5 separate regions of the Homo sapiens genome follow, and regions 1, 2, 4 and 5 are each linked to region 3. A link is a loop called in an ENCODE intact Hi-C map of the cell type or tissue named here. Cell type or tissue: GM12878. All regions are shown on one strand.

What was found. Hi-C counts contacts between places; a loop is a spot of excess contacts. Peaks named below come from ENCODE experiments on the same cell type or tissue, not always from the same donor. Only the 100,000 strongest peaks of a DNase experiment are listed, where the experiment ranks them.
Region 1: it touches region 3 in a loop (5-fold over the local background); 11 of 110 quality-filtered maps call a loop at or near these places.
Region 2: it touches region 3 in a loop (2.7-fold over the local background); 3 of 110 quality-filtered maps call a loop at or near these places.
Region 4: a loop joins it to region 3, with 11 times the contacts of the local background. A loop is called at or near these places in 2 of 110 quality-filtered maps.
Region 5: it touches region 3 in a loop (3-fold over the local background); 11 of 110 quality-filtered maps call a loop at or near these places.

The regions. Positions count from the first base shown.
Region 1 is chr10:62,607,888-62,612,887 of GRCh38, forward strand. No RefSeq gene overlaps it. Among named protein-coding and RNA genes, the nearest start is that of ADO, 190 kb to the right of the region's middle. In GM12878, a CTCF peak has its summit at 2,956; a DNase peak (open chromatin) is centred at 2,974.
Region 2 is chr10:63,081,530-63,086,529 of GRCh38, forward strand. No RefSeq gene overlaps it. Among named protein-coding and RNA genes, the nearest start is that of NRBF2, 49 kb to the right of the region's middle. In GM12878, a CTCF peak has its summit at 2,560; a DNase peak (open chromatin) is centred at 2,592.
Region 3 is chr10:62,679,379-62,684,378 of GRCh38, forward strand. No RefSeq gene overlaps it. Among named protein-coding and RNA genes, the nearest start is that of ADO, 120 kb to the right of the region's middle. RefSeq lists an enhancer at 2,007-2,186. In GM12878, a CTCF peak has its summit at 2,276 (motif pointing left); a DNase peak (open chromatin) is centred at 2,103; H3K27ac peaks cover 1,492 bases.
Region 4 is chr10:63,155,516-63,160,515 of GRCh38, forward strand. No RefSeq gene overlaps it. Among named protein-coding and RNA genes, the nearest start is that of NRBF2, 25 kb to the left of the region's middle. RefSeq lists enhancers at 2,573-2,622, 2,703-2,752. In GM12878, a CTCF peak has its summit at 2,801 (motif pointing left); a DNase peak (open chromatin) is centred at 2,786; H3K27ac peaks cover 716 bases.
Region 5 is chr10:62,730,082-62,735,081 of GRCh38, forward strand. No RefSeq gene overlaps it. Among named protein-coding and RNA genes, the nearest start is that of ADO, 72 kb to the right of the region's middle. In GM12878, no CTCF peak of the experiment used is centred here; a DNase peak (open chromatin) is centred at 3,100; H3K4me3 peaks cover 1,158 bases; H3K27ac peaks cover 3,017 bases.

The sequences.
Region 1 (5,000 bases), 71 kb before region 3:
TATCTGCTTTTGGTCTTTGATGATGGTGATGTACAGATGGGTTTTCGGTGTGGATGTCCTTTCTGTTAGTTTTCCTTCTAACAGACAGGACTCTCAGCTGCAGGTCTGTTGGAATACCCTGCCGTGTGAGGTGTCAGTGTGCCCCTGCTGGGGGGTGCCTCCCAGTTAGGCTGCTCGGGGGTCAGGGGTCAGGGACCCACTTGAGGAGGCAGTCTGCCCGTTCTCAGATCTCCAGCTGTGTGCTGGGAGAACCACTGCTCTCTTCAAAGCTGACAGGGACATTTAAGTCTGCGGAGGTTACTGCTGTCTTTTTGTTTGTCTGTGCCCTGCCCCCAGAGGTGGAGCCTACAGAGGCAGGCAGGCCTCCTTGAGCTGTGGTGGGCTCCACCCAGTTCGAGCTTCCCGGCTGCTTTGTTTACCTAAGGCGCCCCTCCCCCAGCCTCGCTGCAGCCTTGCAGTTTGATCTCAGACTGCTGTGCTAGCAATCAGCGAGATTCCGTGGGCGTAGGACCCTCCGAGCCACGTGTGGGATATAATCTCGTGGTGCGCCGTTTTTTTAAGCCGGTCTGAAAAGCGCAATATTCGGGTGGGAGTGACCCGATTTTCCAGGTGTGTCCGTCACCCCTTTCTTTGACTCGGAAAGGGAACTCCCTGACCCCTTGCGCTTCCCAGGTGAGGCAATGCCTCGCCCTGCTTCGGCTCGCGCACGGTGCGCGCACCCACTGACCTGGGCCCACTCTCTGGCACTCCCTAGTGAGATGAACCCGGTACCTCAGATGGAAATGCAGAAATCACCCGTCTTCTGCGTCGCTCACGCTGGGAGCTGTAGACCGGAGCTGTTCCTATTCGGCCATCTTGGCTCCTCCCCTAAACGTGAATTTCTTACTGGCTTTGTGATCTTTGGAAGGTTATTAAGCTTCAGTTTCATTATCTCTAGAAATTGGTAAATAGTTCTTGCAGGATTGCTCTGAAGATTAAGTGATTAAGTTAGGCAAGAGATGCAATATGAACATGCCTAGAAAAATACCTGCCACAGAGCAGGGCTTCAATCAATCTCAGCTATTTTTTTCTCCAATGCCTACAAGTGGACAAATGATGAAAAAGACTGAACAAATAATGTTAACTGAATTATTATGATAAATTTGATATTTCTTCCCATGAAATCTCACTGTTTTTAATAGAGAATATTCATCGAGTAAGATGCAATAAACATAATATATTATCTTTCAGAATAATTTTATACAAATAAACAAACCATTTAAAAAAAAGAAAAGAAAACCTCTTTCATCAGCTCAATTGTCCTAATTCCTGCTTAGGAAAATCATGTTTCTTTAACTCTTCAGGACTATGTGAATACCATATATTCAACAAGCAAGCTTCAAGTTCTCATGGGTAAGTGGGACAACCAGAAAACAGAAAGTTAAATGTGTACAAAAGTATGCATCCTGGTCGCCCATCTGAGGATAAGGATGTGGTCTCTGTGTCCAAGGTCAAGCCTACAGTGGAAGGCCAAATGTCCCAATTTAAAATTATAGTCCATATTGCACAAGGGAATCTGGATTTTGCTCACTGTTTCCTTGACATTACAACAGTATCTGGCACACAGCAAGTGCTCAATAAGTAATTGTTGGATGAGTGCATAAATGAGTGGACCACAGCAGGTATCATCCAGTACGGTAGTTTTCGAACATGTTTTTAGCTGTGGGCTCTTTGATCAAACAAAATATTCAGCTAGACACCCAATGTGATACAGATGCAAAAGGAACTTATCTTGTCCAGGTAAGACTGATAGGCCTGCACCCCAGGGACCCCTAGATTTTGCAGAGCATAGCTGGAAACCCCCAATCTCATTAAACCCCTCGTTTCAGAGATGGGAACAGAAAGGCCCAGAAATGAACAGGGCTTACCCAATGCTGCATAGTGGGGCCCAAAATTTTACTTTTGCGGTTGGGAGTCCCTATGCCAGTGGGGAAAAGAGCAAATTCTACTAAGTGTTTGCATCACCAGGAGGGTGTGTAGACACCTGCAGGTCATCCAGGTGGCTTCAGTGTAGAGCTGATATTGGTTGTTTATCCTGTTTTTAGAAATGCAACTTGTTCTATGGTGCAATAAGGAGCTTCAAGCTGTGTCACTGAGGACTCTTTAATGGCAAGGCTCTGTATTTTGGCTATAACCTTATGACTTCCCAACTCTCCACCCAGGAAATTGCTTCGCAATTTAGACATCCTAAAATTGTCTCCAAAAGAAAGTGAATATGGATTCTTTGGGGAACAATTGTGTCAGATCAGTGGATGAGAATTTAGGAGCTGACTTTGGGTCTGGATCTGATAACACTAGCATCCTTCCAGATCACAGAGTTTAGAGCATCCAGTCGAGAATACTAATTAGTGCTGAGTGTGGAAGACAGACTCAACAACCTGTGCTTTCTCCCTTGGACTTTCATGTTTGCTCAGGTCATGCCCTGTTTGCTCCTCCATCCTCTCACTCTTCCTCCTTAGATGCAGCAGACGGTCTGCACCACTGAGGGCCTTGTACCCAGCCCCTTCTCCTCCTCCTCCATCCAGTCAGCAGAGGGCTACCAGGCCCATAGGATGTGGCTCAGAAAGACCATCCCTTCTCCCTTTGCAGCCTCTGCCCTCGCCTCCAATTTATTCTCTGGCCCCTTATTTTCCATTATGCTGGAGACAGAGAAAAAGGGAATTAGATTCTCTCACAGATAGAAATTACAAAGTCAAAGAGCTGAGATAATGGGCAACTTAATGCTAGCCACCACAGCATTTCTCAATTGCACAGTCCTGGATAAAGTATGACTTCTTGATGCACATACAACAACAGCAATAACACTGTAAGTCAAGTTGTTTGAAGACGCCCACAAGGTACCTGGGAGAGGTCTACCAAGCTGGCAGATGCTCCAGGCAGTTTGGGGGCTGTTCCTCCAGTCGACCTAAAGAGGGAGCTGTTTCCTTAGAATGCCTGAGCGAGAGGCCCTGCCCGCCAGCCCGGGGGTTTGGGGATCACAGCAGCCACCTGCTTGTGCACCAGGCTGTCACTGAACAAATGCAAGTTGCACTTTTCTCATTTTTTAAAAAATTGTGTCTACTAAACTGACAAGAGTTCTAGTAGATCAAGTTCTGTTACCAATCAGGCTCAATGTCTTTATCTGTAAGTGGGAACAGGGGCACAGGTCCAGCAAATTTCACTGGGTGGTTAAGAAGCCTGGCTGTGCTTGGCATGGATGGGTATCATGTAATAATCAAGCGTGTTTGCAGTAGAGACTAAAAGATCAGTTTCGAACTGATACCTCACCACATGGCCTTGGCCAGGTTTCTAATCTCTCCACCCCTCAGGTTCTGCTTGTAATTTTGGGAAAAGAATAGCACTGAATTTACAGGACTGTTGTAAGGAATAAGTGAAAAATGTGTGCAATGGATTGGATGGGGCCAATACATAATAAGCTCTTAATAAATGGTAGCTTTAAAAAATATAGCTATTGAAGCAAAAATGTTTTCAGACCCTGTCTTATTACGCACAGGTGAGACGCATGCTCTACTTCCTGACTTGGTTCTCCCACACAAGAAAAGTCAAACAATATTCCAGAAGGGAGGAGTTGTGTTTCCAATCCAAATGGAAATATATTGCTTGGGCATGACTCTCCAGGGTGCTTCATTGAAGGGAAGGCGCCCAAGCCATGTGAATGTGAAAAGGAGAAGTTGACACCTCAGTTTACACATCTCAGAGGAATTCACGTGAATGTGTTTTCCCTACAGCAATAATCCTTCCTCCAATCTGTAACCAATATTCATCTACTCATTCAATAGACAGCCATGAAGCAATAACTTAATATGTGCACTAGTATAGTCTGTAGAGATAGAAAGATGAATAGGCCCCAATCCCTGACCTTAAATTAAAGGTTTACAGTCTAGTTGAGGGAGACAGGAAGACAAATGAATAAATAGTCACGATACAGAGCTGGTAAGCACAGGGTGCTGTGAGCATATGTAGAAGGGGCCCCTAACCTGGACTATAAAAAGGGGGTGGTCCAAGCCTTACTAGAAGAGATAATGGGCTGAATTTTAACAGGGAATGTAAATTTGACATTTGAAGTGGAAAGAAAGGATGTTTTAGGCACAAGTTCTTTATGTTTCCCCTCCACAATGCAAGAGAGTTACATTAGATGGTTTCTAAGATGGTTTTCTGGAGAGAGGGGAGTAGGAAGAAGGAGCTTCCCTGCAGTAAATTCTGCTTGTGGAACTCCCATTCCATGTGCACACAGCCATAGGAGAACATAGTATGCTGGGGAGCTGCTAGGTTGTAAGAGCAGGATTTAAAACAAGGGATCAAGCTGGATGGTCACATGGTCATTGGTGTTCAGAAAAATCCATCTGTGTGGAGAAAGGATTGAAGGGGTGGAAGCAAAGAAATAGGTGGGAAGGGCCGGGCACCATGGCTCACACCTGTAATCCCAGCACTTTGGGAGGCTGAGGCGGGTGGATCATGAGGTCAGGAGTTCGAAACCATCCTGGCCAACATGGTGAAACCCCATCTCTACTAAAAATACAAAAATTAGCTGGGTGTGGTGGTGCACGCTTGTAGTCCCAGCTACTTGGGAGGCTGAGGCAGGAGAATCGCTTGACCCCAGGAGGCAGAGGTTGCAGTGAGCCGAGATCGCACCACTGCACTCCAGCCTGGTGACAGAGCGAGACTCCATCTCAGAAAAAAAAAAAAGAAAAAAGAAATGGGTGGGAAGGCAGTTGGTTGGGGAAAATCATGAGGGCGTCAGGGTCAGAGGCAAAGGAGATGCAGAAGCAGGGGGGCGGCTGACTACAAAGGCGTGTAGGAGGTAGAGTTGACAGGACTTGGTGACTTGATTGAGAATGATAGGGAGAAGTCAAGAAGGGCCCCAAGGACCCTAGCTGGGCCCATGGGACCATCTCAGAGCCCTTTCACCTAGCATCTAATGCATATTCCCTTTATGCATATGGAATCTATGATCTTCATTT
Region 2 (5,000 bases), 400 kb after region 3:
TGACAAAGTAAGTGGGGTAAATGCTAACAATAGGTCAATTCTGTTAAAAGGTATAGGAATGTTCCTTATAACTATCTTTACTTCTACAACTTTTTTGTAAGTTTGAAACTATTTCCAAATAAAAAGCTTAAAAAAAGAAATGCTTTGACATTGAGTAGTTCTAGGGACAAAGGAATAAAGGTAGATGATTTCATCCAATGCTTTATTATTATCTTTTAATTATAATTGAAAATTAATTATTTCACTTATTTGAATGTAAATCTTAAGATATTGAAAGTGCCACTTTAGATGTTGCACACTTCTGTTGGGTCATCAGTATTCTAGGCCAGGGTCATGGAGCTGGTAGATAGAGTCAACAGATCCTCTAGCCTACAACAAAAATTCCCTGGCCACATGCACATTGACCCCACCCACATTTATCAGTGTCAAATCCCACATTACAGCCCCCTCCTCACAACAGATCCTCCCACTGAATATATTTTTAGAATTCTCTCCAAGCCCAAATGTGAATAATAAAGGAAAACAGATTACAATTTGGATCCCAGAGCCTGACAACTTAAGCCTATTGCAGAGTCTTCTTGGACTCTGTCTTTTGTGCCCACTCTAATTTCCATAATACAAATTCAATTCACATTTTTCAATAAAGCTGCTCCCCTTTAAAAAATGTGCATTCTTAATCTTTGCAATCTGTACATCTAACAAAGGACTAATATCCAAATCTACAAGGAACTCAAACAAATCAGGAAGAAAAAAACAATCCCATCAAAAAGTGGGCTAAGGACATGAATAGACAATTCTCAAAAGAATTTATACAAATGGTCAGCAAACATATGAAAAGATGGTCAACATCACTAATGATAAGAGAAATGCAAATCAAAACCGTAATGCAACACCACCTTACTCCTACAAGAATGGCCTTAATAAAAAAAAAAAATAGTAGATGTTGGCATGGATGTGGTGAAAAGGAAGCACTTTTACACTGCTGGTGGGAAGGTAAACTAGTAAAACCACTATGGAAAACAGTGTGGAGATTCCTTAAAGAACTAAAAGTAGAATTACCATTTGATCCAGCAAGCCCACTACTGGATATCTACCAAAAGGAAAATAAGTAATTACACAAAAAAGATACTTACACACGCATGTTTATAGCAGCACAATTCGCAATTGCAAAAATATGGAACCAGCCCAAATGTCCATCAGTCAACAAGTGGATAAAGAAAATATGGTGTATATATATATACCATGGAATACTACTCAGCTATAAAAAGGAACAAAATAATGCCATTCAAAGCAATCTGGATGGAATTGGAGACCATTATTCTAAGTGAAGTAACTCAGGAATGGAAAACCAAACATCGTATGTTCTCACTCATAAATAGGAGCTAAGTTCTGAGGACACAAAGAATGATACAATGGACTTTGGGGACTTGGGGGAAAGGGTGGGAGTGGGGTGAGGTATAAAACACTACACATTGGGCTGGGTGTGGTGGCTCACACCTGTAATCCCAGCACTTTGAAAGACCGAGGCGGGTAGATTACCTGAGGTCGGGAGTTCGAGACCAGCCTGATCCACATGGAGAAACCCTGTCTCTACTAAAAATACAAAATTAGCCGGGTGTGGTGGTGCATGCCTGTAATCCCATCCACTCAGGAGGCTGAAGTAGGAGAATCGCTTGAACCCGGGAGGCAGAGGTTGCAGTGAGCAGAGATCGGGCCATTGCACTCCAGCTTGGGCAACAAGAGCGAAACTCCATCTCAAAAAACAAACAAAAAAAAAGAATACACACTGGGTACAGTGTACACTGCTCAGGTGATAGTTGCACCAAAATCTCAGAAATCTCCACTAAAGAACTTATTCATGTAACCAAACACCACCTGTTCCCAAAAAACCTATTGAAATATATATATATTTTTTTAAATAATAGGCTGGGCACAGTGGCTCATGCCTGTAATCCTAGCTCTTTGGGAGGCCGAGGCGGGTGGATCACGAGGTCAAGGGTTTGAGACCACCCTGGCAAACATGGTGAAACCTTGTCTCTACTACAAATACAAAAAATTAGCCGGGCGTGGTGGCGGGCGCCGGTCATCCCAGCTACTCGGGAGGCTGAGGCAGGAGAATTGTTTGAACCCAGGGGCGGAGGTTGCAGTGAGCGGAGATCGCGCCATTGCACTCCAGCCTGGGCAACAAGAGCGAAACTCTGTGTCAAAATACTAACAACTAATGATAATAATAATAATACAGAACAATGGGGGAAAAATGTGCTTTCTTTAGCCCCAGTGGCATTTTTAAAAACAATTTAACCTAAACCATTTGTATTAGGAGAAAGTTTTCTGAGTAGTCAACATTGCAGAAATAGAAAATCAGTATTTTACCTAAAATGAATGTGAAAAGTTTATTAAATACTTAGAAGTACTTATTACCCAAAATACTTCATTCTAATTTATCAAAATGCTCTATAGAAGTGATTGCAGAACTTGTTCTTACAAACTGAACCCACACTCGGCCAGCTGGCAGAAGTACTCGAAAATATCCACGAATGCTGGTCACTGAAGACACCTAGAGGACGTATTTAGAAACTACACAAAAACAGGACAGCAAATGTTCAACAGCTCCTATTACTGTCGTTGTGTTTAAAGAGCATTTGCTCAGGACACCCTGTGGGAGGAGGGGAGCGGAGTGGGGAATCAGGCCTTTAGTGCCAAAAACTGGAAAATCAGATTCTTGGCACATGCCAGAGTAATTTTCACAATGTGCTACATTAGTTCCATAAGAGCATGTTCTGTGATAGTCCTGTTGCTATAGATAAGAATGTGTGTCTCACTGGCTAAAAAAGAACATCATTGAAAACCTATATTGTGATTGACAGTGGTCAAAGATGCCAGGAAAATCTTTGCTCTGTCCTAGTTCCTTATTTGCTTTCCTGTTGCTCAGTCCTATTTGCACCCATGATTGTGGAAATTTTAAAAAGTTATTTCTAGGTCATTAAAAACTCTCCTTTGACTTTCCAAAAGCCCCAGTTATGGTCTACCCTTTGGTAGAAAGGAGAGATGACTCATCTTGTCCCCTTTGGCCCATGAACCTCCCAGTCTTCTTTCCAATTAATAGCAGGCTGGTGCGAAAGAGTGTTTTGTTCCTGCTTTAGGAACCTAAATTTTACAATCTGGGTGAACAGAAATATGCAATGACAGCAAATGTAACAATCATTTAAAACACAGCTACAACTCTCACAAGAATGACTATTTTTAACACTAAATTCCATGGCCCAGAAAGAAGTTTAAATATTTTAAGCAATATTTATTACAACAAGAATGCAAGCTGTGTCTAGCCATCCTTGATAATGGAATTTAACCAGGGCCCTCCTGTGGAGTATCATACTACTTTATGAGAAAATTCCCTTTTCCTATGTTACAGAGGGATCAGACCATGTATGTATAAAGAGTATTACTTCAGGAACATCTGCTTTATTGACCAATTATTGATTTAAAATATTTGAGCTTTCTTTATAAGAACTATTTGAAAACTTTAGCTTAAAAGTTTTCATCTCTTTTGTCGGGGTAGGGATCAGAGAACAGAAAGAAGTTGCTTCCCAGTGTCTGGAAGTACTTACCAATGACAAACTCGAATCTGAGGTTACATTTTTATGTCCAGACAGGGTGTGGCTGGACATGGAACAGGGGAAAATGTGCATTTGGCAATTTTCAACTTCTTTTTCAAGGAGGAAAACAATGTATAAGACTGGTTAGTTTCTGGCTGGGTGCAGTGGCTCACGTCTGTAATTCCAGCACTTTGGGAGGCCAAGGTGGGAGGATCACTTGAAGCTAGGAGTTCGGGACCAGCCTAGGCAACATAGTGTGACCCCACCTCTGCAAAAATAAATTTACTGGGCGTGGTGGTGTGCGCCTGTAGTTCTAGCTACTCGAGAGGCTGAAGTGGGAGGATTGCTTGGGTTTGGGAGGTTGAGCCTGCAGTGAGCCATGATTGTGCCATTGCACTCCAGTCTAGGCAACAGAAAGAGACCTTCTCTCCAAAAAATAAAATAGTTTCACCAAGGTTAAAAGGAACATTTGCTAATATACATGGGGATGGCATTATTGCTCAATCTTTATTGAACACCTACATGAAATGGGCAGTATTAAATGATATGAATAATTATGATTTCCATACATAACATGTTTCAGTCTGGGGCTTGAGTAGCAAAATTCATTTAAATCCATGTAAAAATAAGCACAATGGAATCTTTTTAGATGGTTAATTAAGTTCATATGATGTTAAAAGATTTTGAATTAAACTGAAAGCAAGTCACTATTACTGTGATATTTAGTAAGAAAGCAGAAATCCAGGAGACTCATAAAAAGTGGAAAAAACAAAGGCCTAATTCAAAAGATATAAGCTGGGGTAATTTTTTTTCTCTCTTAAGAAGTAGGGCTGGGCGCAGTGGCTCACGCCTGTAATCCCAGCACTTTGGGAGGCCAAGGTGGGTGGATCGCCTGAGGTCAGGAGTTCAAGACCAGCCTCACCAACATGGTGAAACCCCATCTTTACTAAAAATACAAAATTAGCCAGGCATGGTGGCGAATGCCTGTAATCCCAGCTACTCCAGAGCCTGAGGCAGAAGAATCGCTTGAACCCAGGACAGGGAAGTTGCAGTGAGCTGAGTTCACACCACTGCACTGCAGCCTGGGTGACAGAGCAAGACTCTGTCTCAAAGAAAAAAAAGAAGTATCCCGCACATCTAGGGCATCTAAGATAACAAATGCTGTTTTTTTTATTTTTAGTAGTCCAAGGGATTTTCTCTATTTTAATTGTTTTAATTTTTAAATACATAATAGACCCACATGAGTTCAAATTTTTGGAAGAAGAAGATACGGCTATAAAAAGTTTTCCTCCCACTTCTGTCCCTTAGCAACCAGTTTCCTGACTCAGAAACAACCAGTCTTATTAGTTTTTTTAATGTATTCTTTATTTTATACATAAACAAACAACACACACACACACCTTC
Region 3 (5,000 bases):
TAAAATTTTCGGAATGGTAAATAAGCTTTGCTTCAACTTAAAGTCACCAGCTACATTAGCCCCTAACAGGAGAGTCAACTTGTCCTTTGAAGCTTTGAAGCTAGGCATTGACTTATCCTTTGTAGCCATAACAGTCCTACTTGTCATCCTCTTCCAATCTAAGGCTATTTTGTGTACATTGAAAAGATGTTGGTAAGTGAAGCCACTTTTATTAATGATCTCAGCTAGCTCTTCTGGATAACTTCCTGCAGCTTCTATATCAGCACTTGTTGCTTCACCTTGCACATTTATGTTATGGAGGTGGCTTCTTTCCTTAAAACCTCATGAACCAACCTCTGCTGGCTTCCAACTCTTCTTCTGCAGCTTTCTTACCTCTCTCAGCCTTTGCAGAATTAAAGAGAGTTAGGACATTGCTCTGGATTAGGCTTTGGTTTAAGGAAATGTTGGGGCTGGTCTGATCTTCTATCCAGAGCATTAAAACTTTGTCCATATCAGCGATAAGGATGTCTTGCTTTCTTATCACTGAAATGTTCACTAGAGAAGAACTTTTAATTTCCTCCAAGAACTTTTCATTTGCATTGGTGACCTGGCTAACTGGCACAAGAGGCCTAGCTTTTTGTTTATCTTGGTTTTCAACATGCCTTCCTCACTAAGCTTAATCATTTCTAGCTTTTGATTTCAAGTGAGAGACACACATTTCCTTTCACTTCAACACTCAGAGGCTATTATATGGCTAGTAATTAGCCAAATTTCAATATTTTTGTGTTTCAGGAAATAGGGAGGCCCAAAGAGAGAAAGATAGGTAGGAAAACTGCCAGTCAGTGGAGCAGTCAGAACACGCACCATATTTATCGATTAAGTTCACCATTTTATATGGGCATGATTTGCAGTGATCCAAAGCACTTATAATAGTAACATAGTGATATAAAAGATCACTGATCACAGATCACCATAACATATAATAATAATAATGAAAAGTTTGAAGTGTTGTGAGAATTACCAAAATGTGACACAGAGACATGAAGTGAGCTCATGTAGTTGGAAAAAAATGATGCCAGTAGGCTTGCTTGTTGCAGGGTTGCCACAAATCTCCAATTTGTTAAAAAACACAATATCTATAAAGCACAGTAAGGCAAAGTGCAATAAAACAGGGTATGCCTGCATGTGAATCAGAGGTAGAAGATACTTGGCCGGTTGCAGTAGCTCACGCCTGTAATCCCAGCACTTTGGGAGGCCAAGGTGGGCAGATCACTTGAGGACAGGAGTTGCAGACCAGCCTGGAAAATGTGGTGAAACTTTGTCTCTACTAAAAATACAAAACTTAGCCAGGCATGGGTGGTGCAAACCTGTAATCCAAGCTACTCGGGAGACTGAGGTAGAATCACTCGAACCCAGAAGGTGGAGGTTGCAATAAGCCGAGATCGCACCAGTGCACTCCAGCCTGGGCAACACAGCGATACTGTCTCAAAAAACCCTAAAAAGCAAAACCAAAAACAAACAAAAAATAAGAGATGAAGATTCTATTTCCAAGGTTGCCGCAAACTTTGTGATCTTGGGCACAGAGAAGCTGTGAATTCTAAAGTCCCTTTGAATTCTAAATTCTGCAACTCTGTGCATTGGGCAGTGGACAGAATGTGAACTTTGACATCAGAAAAACCTACTTTCAAAAATGTGCCTCACTGCTTTCTAGCTGATGGGTCTTATAGTTAAACTTTCTGATTTTAATTTCCTCATCAATAAAATTGGGCTAATAATATCTTCCTTGCTGTATTAGTATGAGAATTAATGCTAACACGTTGGACAATTCTTGGCATCAATTAAGGACAGCACTGGTGGTTCCCATGCTGGCCCTGCTGGTGGCCCAGCAGCAACTTCCTTCCATTGCCCATGTAAGCCAGTCTCACTATAGGAAATCTACACACACATTCACCACCAAGTAATGCCTCAGACACCCTCACACTCTTGAACTTTCCTATGACTATGATACATGCTTTTCAATCTATCTTAAGGTGACCTTCACTTGCACGGAAAGTCTGAAAATGTACAGTCAGAGTTGCGTAACTGTGAGGTTGGCCTATAAAGGAAGGAGCTTTTCTCTTCTTCCTTTAATTTTTTTTTTTTCATTCACTTGAGGCATTCCCCTTGTGGGCGTGTGATCTCCCCAATGGCAGCAATAGCTCAGGCAGCCACAACCACAGCCCTCAGCCCGCTGCAAGTGAGAGCGCAGAGCACCTGGCCTCCTACAGCCCGGAGCTCCAGCAGTTCCATCTGCTGGCCGCCAGAGCAAAGGCTCAAGGACCTCTAGGCTTGCCCTGAACAATGCACAGGGGGCAGCTGTCACTCCCTGGAGCAAACTTACTCTGGGGGAACCTCTGGTCAAATTCCAACAGTTGAGAATTCCAGAGATGCCAGGAGAGCCGAAGCAGTCAAATGACCCTCCACTCATCAGCACACACACTTATCTGTGGTCCAGGTAGGAAAGTGAAATGTTATCATCTGAGTGCACATCATGACACAGGAACCAGAAGACCATTTCAGAAATAGATTGATTCAGTCTTGTTACTCTGTGCATATACATATAAAACAAGAGCCACAGAAACAGGCTGCTTTCTGCCTGGTAGTCTTTAACTCTGGTCACACTTTAACATCACCAGGAAAGAAAAATAGGCAAAAAGACATGGTCAAATCTTACAATAGCCAACCCTTACATCAAGTTTACCCTGTGTCAGGCACTATGTAAGTACTTAGACTGCAAAACCCCAAAGAGTAGCTAATGACACTATCCTCATGTTACACATGAGAAATGGGAGTACTGAAGGGTTAAATAACTTGCTCAAGATCACATAGCTCATGAGGGGCAAAGACAGAGTTTGAATCCACCTAACAGTCTGATTTCAGACATCAAGCTCTAAACCACTGTGTTTCACAAAAGAAAAATTACAAAGAACTGAAAAACATATGAAAAGATGCTTAACCTCACCAGGGACCAAGAGAAGGCGTGGCAAAAAAAGACATGCTCAAATACTTGTAGAGTGTACATCAGCCCTTTTAGAAAGGTGATTTGTGAGTGTCTACCAAATGTAAACTATGAATTCGCCCTGGTCCAGGATTCCACTTCCAGTAATCTATGCTGCTGGAATACTCAAAAGCTTTGTGTACAAGGATGCCCACAGATGGCAATATCTTTGCAAAACCCTCTAGCCATCTCTGTATGTGACTCATGGTAAAGTACCTGGCTCTTCTTAGGTGCTCCAGAACTGCTTGCAAGAATATGCAACCAATAAATATTTATTTATCTAAATAATGATGTGTTGTCCAAGTACTTCAGTAATGCTACTAACAATTCAATAGTGAAAGTGTGATCACACCAAGCTTGGCAAAACTAAAAGGAACCACAAAAAGGCTCTTCTGTTCCAGGCTCTGTGGGGGAGGAAGATGGCCCCACTTGCTGCATTATCTGGGTCCCCCACTGGGGGGTCTGATGGAGTGCAGCCAATGGATGACACCAGCAGATGAGAGGGTAGGAGTGAGAGATGGAGTGTTCAGTCTCTGAAGCCCTTGAGTGTGCCATCTTTATTTGCCAAGACCCTAAGTCATTTGGTCTCATACTTTCATCCAGTGTACATCTGTGGAGGACCTATGGGGGTTACAAGCATGAGGAAGTCAGTCCCTTCCACCTGTCAGCTCAGGGGAGCAGCTATTCCATGGGCCCATGCAGGACCTTTTCTTTCAAATTCAGTGGGGGCTTTGCTCTTTCCTAAGTGACAATGAATTCAGATGGCAACACTTGGTTAACTTAGTTTTTGTTCAGGTGTCTGTCTCAGATAAATCTAAACCCAGTTAAAACCTCTCTATCTCTAGAAATCTCTTAAGAACTTCATCTCACAGGGCAAGTGCAGTGAGTTCAAAGAGGCTAAGGGGGAGTGAAGTGGAAGCAAACCTGCTTCTCCTTGAGTGTCCCCACCTCAGGGAAGGATACTTCCAACCATCTGGTCCCAAAACTGGAGCCCCAGAATCTCTCACTTTACCTCTCTAAACCTCTCTCTGGTCTATCCCCTCCCATGCATCTTCATTTCTACCACCTTGGTCCAGGCTCTTACCTTTTCTTGTTTGCAGTGGTCATAAGGAGTGGACTGTGACCTCATCTCTGCATTCCAGTCTGGCACAGTGTCTGGCATAAAGTGGGCCCTCGGAAAAGGTTGGTTGCATGAATCAAAGCCTGTCACTGTAGCCTCCCACCTTCCTTCCTTCCCCAGTCTATTGCCCACCGGACATGGTGAGATCTTTCTAAATCAGAGATATAGTTACATCATTACTTAAAGTCCTTCAATGTTTCCACCATGGCTTTTAGCCAGGGCTTGCCAACCTTTGTCTATAAAGAAACAAATAGTAGATATTTCAGGCTTTGTGGGCCCTACAGTTAGTTTCTATTGCAACTACTCAACTCTGTTGTTATTGTGTGAAAGCAGCCGTAGATGGTATATAATCAATGAGCTCAGCTGTGTTCCAATAAAACTTGATTCACAAAAACAGGCAGCAGGCTGAATTGGCCCAAGGGCCACAGTTTGCCACTCCTGCTCTAACAAGTATGTCCAAGCCTGTTGATGTGGCATCACAACCTGGATTCAGCCAGCCTGAGTCCTGACACTCCTATTTCACACTTTGCTCACCATCAATGCCACTTTTCTTCCAACCCTTCCCATGTGCTGTGTATTTTCAGGTATCTGTGACTTTACATTTGCTGTTCTCTTCTAGAATCCCTTCCGTCATCTATATGCCTATGAAACATTTATCTTACAAAGCCCCTTGCTTTGAAGGCTTCCCAACTACTCCCCCACTCCTGCTCCCAGAGACTAACCTCACCCTCTTTTTGTTGCCTTTGCACCTGCTTCCATTATTAGAGTTCCACCTAACTCAATCTTGTCATTACTTGTTGACATGTCTGTATCCAATTATGGAAGGGACAGGCCTGTTACAGAGCTGCTTAGGAAATGTCTGCT
Region 4 (5,000 bases), 480 kb after region 3:
TTGAGGAAGTTGGGTTAGGCTCACAAATCCAGTGACGAAACTAGTAGAAATAGGGCCAGGCGTGGTGGCTTATACCTGTAATCCCAACACTTTGGGAGGCTGAGGTGGGAGGGTCGCTTGAGCCCAAGAGTTTGCGACCACCCTGGGCAACATAGTGAGACCCTGTCTCTACCCAGAAAAACTTTAGCTGGGTGCAGTGATGGCGCGCCTGTAGTTGTGGTTACTCCAGAGGCAGAGGTGGGAGGATGACTCGAGCCTGGGAGGTTGAGGCTGCAGTGAGCTCTCATCACACCACTGCATTCCAACCTGGACACCAGAGTGAGATTCTGTCTCAAAAAAAGCAGAAGTGACCATGGAGAAATCATATTTTTTCCTGTCTCATCTTGCTGCAGATGAAACCAAAAATAAACTAGCCTGCCAAATTGTCTTGAGTTCTATACTTTCTTAAAAGTTACATTAATTTGCTGGGCACAGTGGCTCACGCTTGTAATCCCAGCACTTTGGGAGACTGAGGCAGGCGGATCACCTGAGGTCTGAAGTTCGAGACCAGCCTGATAAATATGGCAAAACCCTGTCTCTTACTAACAATACAAAGATTAGCCGAGTGTGGTGGCATGGGCCTGTAGTCCCAGCTACTTAGGAGGCTGAGCAGGAGAATCACTTGAACCCAGGAGGCAGAGGTTGCAGTGAGCTGAGATTGTGCCACTGCACTCCAGCCTGGGCAACAGAGCTGGACTCTGTCTAAAAAAAAAATATATATATATTAATTTGTTTATCTCAGTGTTGTTGTTTTTTTTATTATTTTTTCTGTTTGGTTGACTAGAATTTCTGTTCTGCTAAATATCTCAGTGTTTTAATATCCTAGACTCGACATTTTACTTGCCTAACCTTGCTCATAAAACTTGACATTTAAAAGCTTGTGCCAAAAATAGTCATGTGTTGCTTAACAAGGATGTGTTCTGAGGAATGTGTTGTTAGGTGATTTTTTCATGTGAGCATCCTAAAGTGGACTTACACAAACCTAGAAGGCAGAGCCGACTCCACACCTAGGCTGTATAGTCTTGCTCCTGGGCTACAAACCTTTACAGCATGGGACTGTACTGGCTAGGCAGTTGTAACACAATGGCATTTGTATATCTAAATATAAAGGTATGGTCTTATAATCTGTCATGTGGCCCATCATTGGCTGAAATTTTATATGGCACATGACTCTATTAGCCTAGCCATTTCTCTCTAAAAGATGAGCTCTGTTAGAGGTACCACTGTACCTCTGCTACTTTCTGCTTCCCAAGGAGGCATTGGAGACTAGGATATTGTGATTTATAAGAAGAAATAAATATTTTGCTGTTTGTCTCTGGTTCCTGGCACAGAGCTCCCAAGTCTGTAATTTCCTGGCTGGTAGGAACTTTTGTTCTAATGTGATGACTCTCAGTGGGCCCCTGGATAGGGATTGGACACAAGAGAGACCAGCATGATTAGAAGCTTAAAACTTTCAGCCCCATGCCCCATCCTTTGGAAGGGGAGAGAGGCTGCAGATTGAGTTACAATTGATTATGCCCATATGATTAAGTCTCCATAAAAATCCCTGAACTACAGGATCCTGAGAGCGTCCGTGTTACGGAACATGTGGAGCTGGTGTGCCCTGAGAGGACACAGAAGCCCCGTGTCCCTGCCCCATGTCTGTCTCCCATCTAGCTGTTCTGATAAGTACTTTCATAATAAATGGTTAAATGTAAATAAGATGTTTCCCTAAGCCATTCTAGCAAAGGATTGAATCCAAAAGTGTGAGGCAGCAGTGGGGAGTGTTGTGGGAACCTCTGATTTGCAACTGGTTGGTCAGAATACCAGGTTGAACCGGGGATTTGTGGTTGGGTCTGAATTAAGGGTAGTCTTGTGGGACTGAGCCCATAACCTCCAGGTAGGTAGAGTCAGAGTTGAGTTAATTTTGCAAGATCACCTACCAGAGAATTGATGTGTGGGAAAAAAAAAAAAAAAGCTCACATCCGGTGCTGGAAGTGAAGTACTGAGAGTGGAGAGAAAAAAAGTGTTGCTTTTTCATTTTTTTTTTTAAGATCATTTTATTTTTTGAGATGGTCTCACTGTTGCCCAGGCTGAAGTACAGTGGATCAATCATGGTTCACTGCAGCCTTGATCCTCCCGGGCTCAAGGGATCTTCCTACCTCAGCCTCCCAAGTACCAAGGACTACAGGTGTGCCACCACACCTGATTTTTTAATTTTTTGTAGAGACGGAATTTCACTATGTTGCCCAGGCTGGTCTTGAACTCCTGGCCTGAAGTGATCCTCCTGCCTCAACCTCCAAAAGTGCTGGGATTACAGGCGTGAGCTACCACGACTGGCCTGGTTTTTCTTTATTCAGAGACCATCTGGTGAGACTTGAGTTTGTCTTTACACTCAACAGAAAAAAACTTCATGTCCATTTTTAATGATAACCCTTCATTTGTGAGCAGTTGTGGTTAGAATCTTGTTTGAAAATGACTAAGATGGATGCTTGTGTGAGGCAGCCTGCCACAGGGTGTTTATAACCTATTTGAAGAGTCAGGGTGTAAACTAATAGTAGCTATTATTTATTGATTCATTCTAGATCATAGGTTATGTGAAGATTAAAAGTGTTTAATTTTAGTATCATTATATTGTGTCATAATCCCAGTGTAGCCTAATCAAAGATCTCTGGGAGTGGATGGCGTGACTGTTTAAAAAAGTAAAGGGCATCCTCAGATTATTTGTTGTTTCCCAGGTGCAATCTTGTCCTTTTACCAGCTACTGCTAACCAACACTGCCATCTGGTGGACAGTAAGAAACTTCTGGTTCTTGTTGGGTCCATTAGCCAGGAAGGGTATTATGGTGTCCAGACTCAAGGCTAGGCCCTGCCAATGACTGACATGGAAAAATGAATCTGTTGGGGTCTTACTTGACTTCCTGTCTGGAACAGATATGGAAAACCAATTCAAAAAGAGTCTTTAAGAAGCCTGGGCCAGGTTAGTGCAGGCAGGGACTGTAGTCTTGCATACTAGTTTCCTGTCTGATAAGACCTTTCAGGTTTTGCTGCCTGGGTTTAATCTCAAGAAGGTTGACCCTCAATGGGCCTGGAAGTGCCTGGAGGTTAGGTTGAAAGCTATCATTAGCAAGACTTCGTCTAGCTTGGGAGAAGGGTTTACTGATCTGGAGAATTTGGCAGCCAAAGCAGGCCTGAAACAATACCAATTTCTTTAGAAAAGAATCAACTTGATGTTTGCTCAGGACCTGGGAAGGAGGTGTGGTGGGCCACAAAGAGTTAACCAAGTCTGGACGCAGTGGCTTACACCTGTAATCCCAGCACTTTGGGAGGCCGAGGCGGGTGGATCATTTGAGGTCAGGAGTTCAAAACCAGCCTGGCCAACATGGTGAAACCCCATCTCTACTAGAAATACAAAAATTAGCCAGGCAGTAGTGGTGGGCACCTGTAATCCCAGCTACTCAGGAGGCTGAGGCAGGAGAATCGCTTCAGCCTGGGAAGCGGAGGTTGCAGTGAGCTGACATCACACCACTGCACACCAGCCTGGGCGACAGAGTGAGACACTGTCTCAAAAAAAAAAAAAAAAAAAGTCCTTAGTTGGATGCTAGTAAATGTCTCATAGTAAGAGCAGTTTATAAACATCTTGCCTTATGCTACTAAAAATACAAAGTAGCTGGTATACTTTTCACCTTCAGGAAAGTATCTGGGATCAAAGAATGGGGAAATGACTTTCTAGGTATTTCTTTTTTTTTTCTTTTTTTAGACGGAGTCTAGCTCTGTTGCCCAGGCTGGAGTGCAGTGGTACAATCTCAGCTCACCACAACCTCCGCCTGCCGGGTTCAAGCGATTCTCCTGCCTCAGCCTCCCAAGTAGCTGGGACTACAGGCATGCGCCACCACACCCAGCTAATTTTTGTATTTTTAGGAGAGGCGGGATTTCACTATGTTGGCCAGGCTGGTCTCGAACTCCTGACCTCGTGATCCACCCGCTTCAGCCTCCCAAAGTGCTGGAATTACAAGCGTGAGCCACTGCGCCTGGCTGTATTTCTAGAACAGCAGGAACAAAGGCATGGAATTAAGGGAGGTGAGTAATCTTGGTCAGAATCATATCATAGTAGGACAATATGAGATGAAATTTGAGGGAGGCTCAAGTGGATTAGCTTTTTATTTCCTAAAGGTGAAGGGGCCAGGATCAGGTTCCAGACTTGAGGAATGGAAAATATTTGGAATAGGCCCTCAGAGTTAGGGCCGAAAGAATCCAAGTGAAGGCGAGTTTAGTTTTTGCGTTCTTAGTCTGTTTCTCTAATGTGGGCACACTACATTAGAAAAAAAGTGGGAGGGGTAGTCCAGATATGACAGAAGGATAAACGGTGAAGGAATCAAGAATACAAATGAGAATGTCTTTAAAGTTGCTAAACACAGATTCCAGGATGTACAGGAAGACAAAGGAGACAGGTTAATTAGGGAGTGGGATAGGGCTGAGGGACCAAAGCCTCCTAAGTAAGTGATGCCCAAAGGTAGTTTCCAGAAAGAGGAAAGGGAGTTTGTCATCTGAGAGAGGGACTCTTGATTTGGTTGATTAGAAGAACCAAACAACGATTAGCCCTAGGCTTCCTCCATGGAAATTCCCTAAAGAAAAGTCTTGCTATTCAGAGTGTTATTAAGTCCCAGGGTCTTCATTGCCACTAATAGATCTTTTTGGAGGGACTGATATCAGATATTTCCCTATTCTTAGGAGGAGATGGCTGTTCAGGGAAGGCCAGATGTTAACAGAAGAAACAGAAGGATATTAAACATGCCATTAAGCTGGTGACTGGAAAAGAAAAAAAAAGTTAAACATTGCCACAAAATCCTTTGGTTTCAGTGTTAAAACTAAATAAACCTCTATGGAGGCAGCAAGATGTTAAATGGGGCAAGAGGGTCATAGACCAGTTTTCATCCTTAGGTAATTTTCATTTATTTGAAATACCCACACTTTGGGCATTGT
Region 5 (5,000 bases), 51 kb after region 3:
TTATCTGAGTGTCTGACTTCCTTGAGGGAAGAAAGAATTTATTATTGAATATTATTCAATCTTCTATTCCTAGCACCTAGAATGTGCTCATCAGATGCTTCTTGAATGATCAGTTGGAAAGAAAAATGGATAGTAGTGAACAAGTTGGATCCTCCTCCATCCTCCCTCTGGCTGTCCCAGACAAAGTGAACATGTTTTCAACCTTATTTTCAACTATTTTGCTAATATGTACCCCAATAAGGTGAGAAAACCTCGAGTGTAGCCTTAATCTAGATGATGTCTGCTTTTAGTCTAGACTATGCCTTTGTGCAAATAGAAGAAGGCATCCACGCTACATGGTCAGATGAGAAATAGGTTCCTCCTTGGGCACCTAATTATAAGATACCATTTAGATAAAAATTAAATAATACACCAAACTTTATATTGTTAACATGATATATTAATATATTATGTATTTATATATATGTTGCTTATATATATGTATATTATATATATCTACATATTTTTTAAAACACATCAAAAGATGCCTGCTCTGGTTGGATGCAACTATGCAGACCTGTGCCAGGGGTATATCTTGGGGAGCAGAGCATGGACTGTGTTTCATGTCCCTGCACACCTTGGTCAGCATCTCTGTGAAGTGAAGGGACTACCCACGCACACATGGCCTCTCTGCCCTAGAAGAGCCCGGTCTGCAAAGAACAGAACTTGACATAAAGTCAAACTATGCATATCAAATCCATGAGGTACAGTAGGGAGTAAATAGACCCATAGGCATTATCTAATTGAAGAGTTAGTTCATTTGAAAAGATATTAGCAAGAAATAGAACCAGTTCTTTTCCATTTGTTTTTTTTAATTTTAAAACATCAAAACACAGAAAAGTACATGTATCTGCATATATGCCATCAACCACCTAGATTTAACAATAACATTTTATTACATTAGGTTCCAATCTTTTTTAAGTTCCCCTACACCAAATCACTGCCATCCCTGTCTCTTTCCTTCATCTCCAGATTGTCCTCGAGTGAGGACATGCCTGTCCAGCCCATGTTTGTTTGTGATACATTCACTATGTATTTTTATATAAACAACATGTGTCTTTAAAAATATATGATGTAGCTGTATATAACAAATATATAAGCAACATATATCATATATAAATATATAATGTATAAATATATCATGTTAACAATATAAAGTTTGGTGTGTTTTTTAAATTTTTATCTAAATGGTATTTTATAATTCAGATACTTGTATAGTTTGCTGTTTCTATTCTTATATTACCTTTCAGAGATCGATCCATACTGGTATATGTAGCTCTATCTCATTTACTTTAACTGCTGTATAGTACTGCATTACATGACTAATTCACAACTTGTCCATCTTTTCATTGATAGGCATTTAAATGATTTCCAGTTTTTGCCTTTACAAACAATGATGCAATGAACATATGTTCACCTGTCACTTTGTATACATGTGCAAGAGACTTTTAGCTTACATACCTAGAAGTAGAATGACTAAATCTTAGGATATATACATCTTCAACTTTGACAGATATTGCCAATGCACTCTCCAGCATAGACTCACCAACTTACACTCCCACCAGCAATGTATAAGAATATTTGTTTCCCTGCATCCTTGACAAACTTGGTTTTATCAGATATTATCATTTTTGCCAGCCTCAGGGGTTTGAAATCATATCACACTATGGTTTTGATTTGGATTTCACTTGATATTAATGAGACTGAGTTGTTTCTTTCTTTTTTCCATGACTGTCCAGTTCATATTAGTTGTCCATTTTTATTGGATTATCTTTTCCTATTAATTTGTAGGAATTTAAAACATACATCTGTATCAAGAATTTTTGCTATCTGTAGGCATTATAAGTATCTTCTTTCAGTCTGCAGCTTATATTTTAACTCTCTATTGTGTCTTTGTTGGCACACAAGTATAATATTTCAATATAAGTCTCTTCCTTTGGATGTATGCCTTTTGAGACATAGCTCTGATGTTTTAAAGTGCCCTATGTTTGCAACTCAAAGTTTTAAACTTTCCCTTTCATACTGAGGTCTTAATTCCATCTGTAATTTACCTGGGTATAGAGTATGACATAGGGATATTTCTTTTTTTCCATAGCTAATTATCCCAGCACTTGAGTAGTTCACTCTTTCTCTGCAGATTTGTGTTGCCATCTCTGTTATAAACCAAATTTCCATGTATTCATGGGTCTGTTTCTGGAACTTTTCCCTCTCAATTTGTCTCTCCCTATGCAAATACCAAACTCTTTAATTACTTTCAGAAGGCAGTTTTTACTGACACCTCACTATTTTCTGGGTGAGATGTGAATACCTCCAGGAAGGGTGATGCTCTAAATCAATGACAATGCCATGTGCATACTGTCCTTAGATTCCTTCCAATCTGTCAATCCACTGAGAGGAAATTTTGGTGGAGAAAATCCAAGGGAGATCCAGAGAACACAGGGCTCCAGGAAAGGGGAAAGGAGAGAGACTCAGAGAGAGGGTCTCTCAAGCAAGAAGCAAAACATAGCACCTCCAATTACTCAAACTTTTTCTAGGCTTTATCCTGAACATAGTTATATTTGCCCAGAAATAGCATATTTCAATATATAAATGTACCCCACAGCATTCTATAACACTTATCATAAAATCATAACCAGACCATAGCTAATATTTATTGGCACCTAGGCTAAACATTGATAGTAAATATGACTTTATTAAATCCCATAACGTGGGTAATTTCCCTGAAATATAGATGAGAAAATTGAAGCTCAGAGAAGCAGAGTGATTTGCCCAAGGTCACACAGCTAGTTAGTGGCAAAACCCAATCTACCTTCCTTGCTACTATATTCCACTGCCTCCATGTTGTAGAATGTACCACATTAGAGTGGGATTACCTGCTTTTGAAGGGAGAGAGTGAATCTTGTTTTACCATTACGTTCTCAACCCAAGCACTGTGTTAGTCACACAACAGGCTCTCAATCAATACTTGTAGACAAGAATGAATAGATGCATGTTAGCTGTGGAGTCTGTGGTTTCTGAGTCATGAAAGGTCTACGTGGTTTATTTAGTTGTTTGGGGGAGAACAGTCTTCACCTTACTTCCTCTGAAAGCCACGCCAAGCCTCTTTTCTTCTTACCCTCAGATAATGAGCTGAGTTACAAATACACAGCAAAGTCTTTCCACCTACACAGATCCTAGGAGTGTACAAATTGATTTGGGGGTGGGAGAACCAGGCACACAAAGGTCAGTGCCAGCAGCACTTCCAGCTTGGACATTTGTTTTCATCTTCTAGAAATAATATTCCCATTTCCCAGATGTTTCAGTGTCATCAGCTTTGTTTCTCAGCAGAGGCAACTGCAACTATTCCTCCTCATGAGGCTGCGTGCTAAATCTGAAAAGCGTTTGCAGCTCAGCCCCACAAAGATTGCTGCTGCAGTGGGGATTCCCAGCCAGCACAGAGCCCTTTGCTGTCGAGTGGATTTCCCCGACATAAGAAGTGAGTGGACCACTGGTCCCTGGGGGATTGTCAGCACCATAACTTCTTTGAAAAAAAAAGTATTTTGGGGTGGTGGGGTTGGGAGACAAGGATCTGTAAAGGGAGGCTATAGTGCATTGGGAACTGGTTTGGAAGACATGGCTCTCTCTTCTGCAGAACAGAATGGATTCATCAATGATGGCTTCACAGCAGTTAGGCCTCCATCACCAACCACCTTGGGTTAACTACTTTACCACCTCTGAATTGAGCTCAGCCTCAGAGCTTCTCAGGGCCCATGTGGGCTCCATTCCAGCAATAAGCATTTGGAAAGCTTCGCATCTGAGAAAGTGCCTCCCGTGAGTTATCTGTGCTAGGAACTCACATCTGCTGTCATTGTCATTCACTTGGATTCTGACATTGATCCAGAATTTCCTAGAAAACACTGTGCTTTCTGACTACTGCTGTGATCTGTGGCTCCCAGATCAGCTTTTACCACCAGCCCTTACCACACGCCTTGCTGTGGCTTCTTGCCTTGTCTCCATAAGCATTGCTCTCTGGAGCTGGCACATGACTTGGCAGGAAACCCCTGGCCTAGAAAAGTCTCCTTACTTTCAACACTCCATTCACTCATTCAACAAACATTTCCTAACACCTGCTATGTTCAGGCACTCGTCTAGGCATTGGGATACAACAATAAACAGGCAAAGTCTGTGCTCTCAAAGTCTTGCACTCTAGTGAAGAGGATAGAAAATCTGCACATAGATAAAGAGCTATTGAACATAATATTCTGTAGTAATGAGCAGCACCATGAAGCAAAAATAAACTAAGATTAGAGAATTGAGATTGGCCTGGGGAGGGGGTAGCACTTCAGAGAGAGGGGTCAATGAAGAAGATAACATTGAAAAAACCTGAACAGATGAGAGAGATTACTGGGGGAACATACCTGGTAAAAGGGCCGAGGGGGAAACGTGCTTGGCAAGATTAAGGACAAAAGTAGGTCAAGGTGCCTAGAAAAGAGAGAGAGAGAGAGAGAGAGAGAGAGAGAAACAGAGAAGGTATGAAAGGAAACAAGTGTATCATGATGTGCTCCTAATCAGCCAATCCTCTTAGCTCATGAGACCTCAGCCTAGATCCCCAAACCATCACCTGCCATCTTACCCAAATTATAGACACAAGCATAAAGAGAAATGGAAAGTTTCATGCATTTACCCTTTGCTAATCGATCCAATGACAGTAAACTCCAAGGAAGGCAGTACTAGGAATTCCTGAAGCCTATATGGGGCCAATGAACACTTAGAAATTAGATATGACTATGGAGTAAAGCAGAAAAAGGTCCCTTGGTAGTCCTGGCAAATACGTGGTACATGCGTCACCTCTCCCCACCTCCAAACCCAAGCTCACAAGCCCAGTGCCAATCAACAATGTCATTCTCATTCATTGAAATGGGATTAGTCATCCTGACAGATTATTGACATTCTGGCTCCAGAGTTACCTATAATGGTCTAGT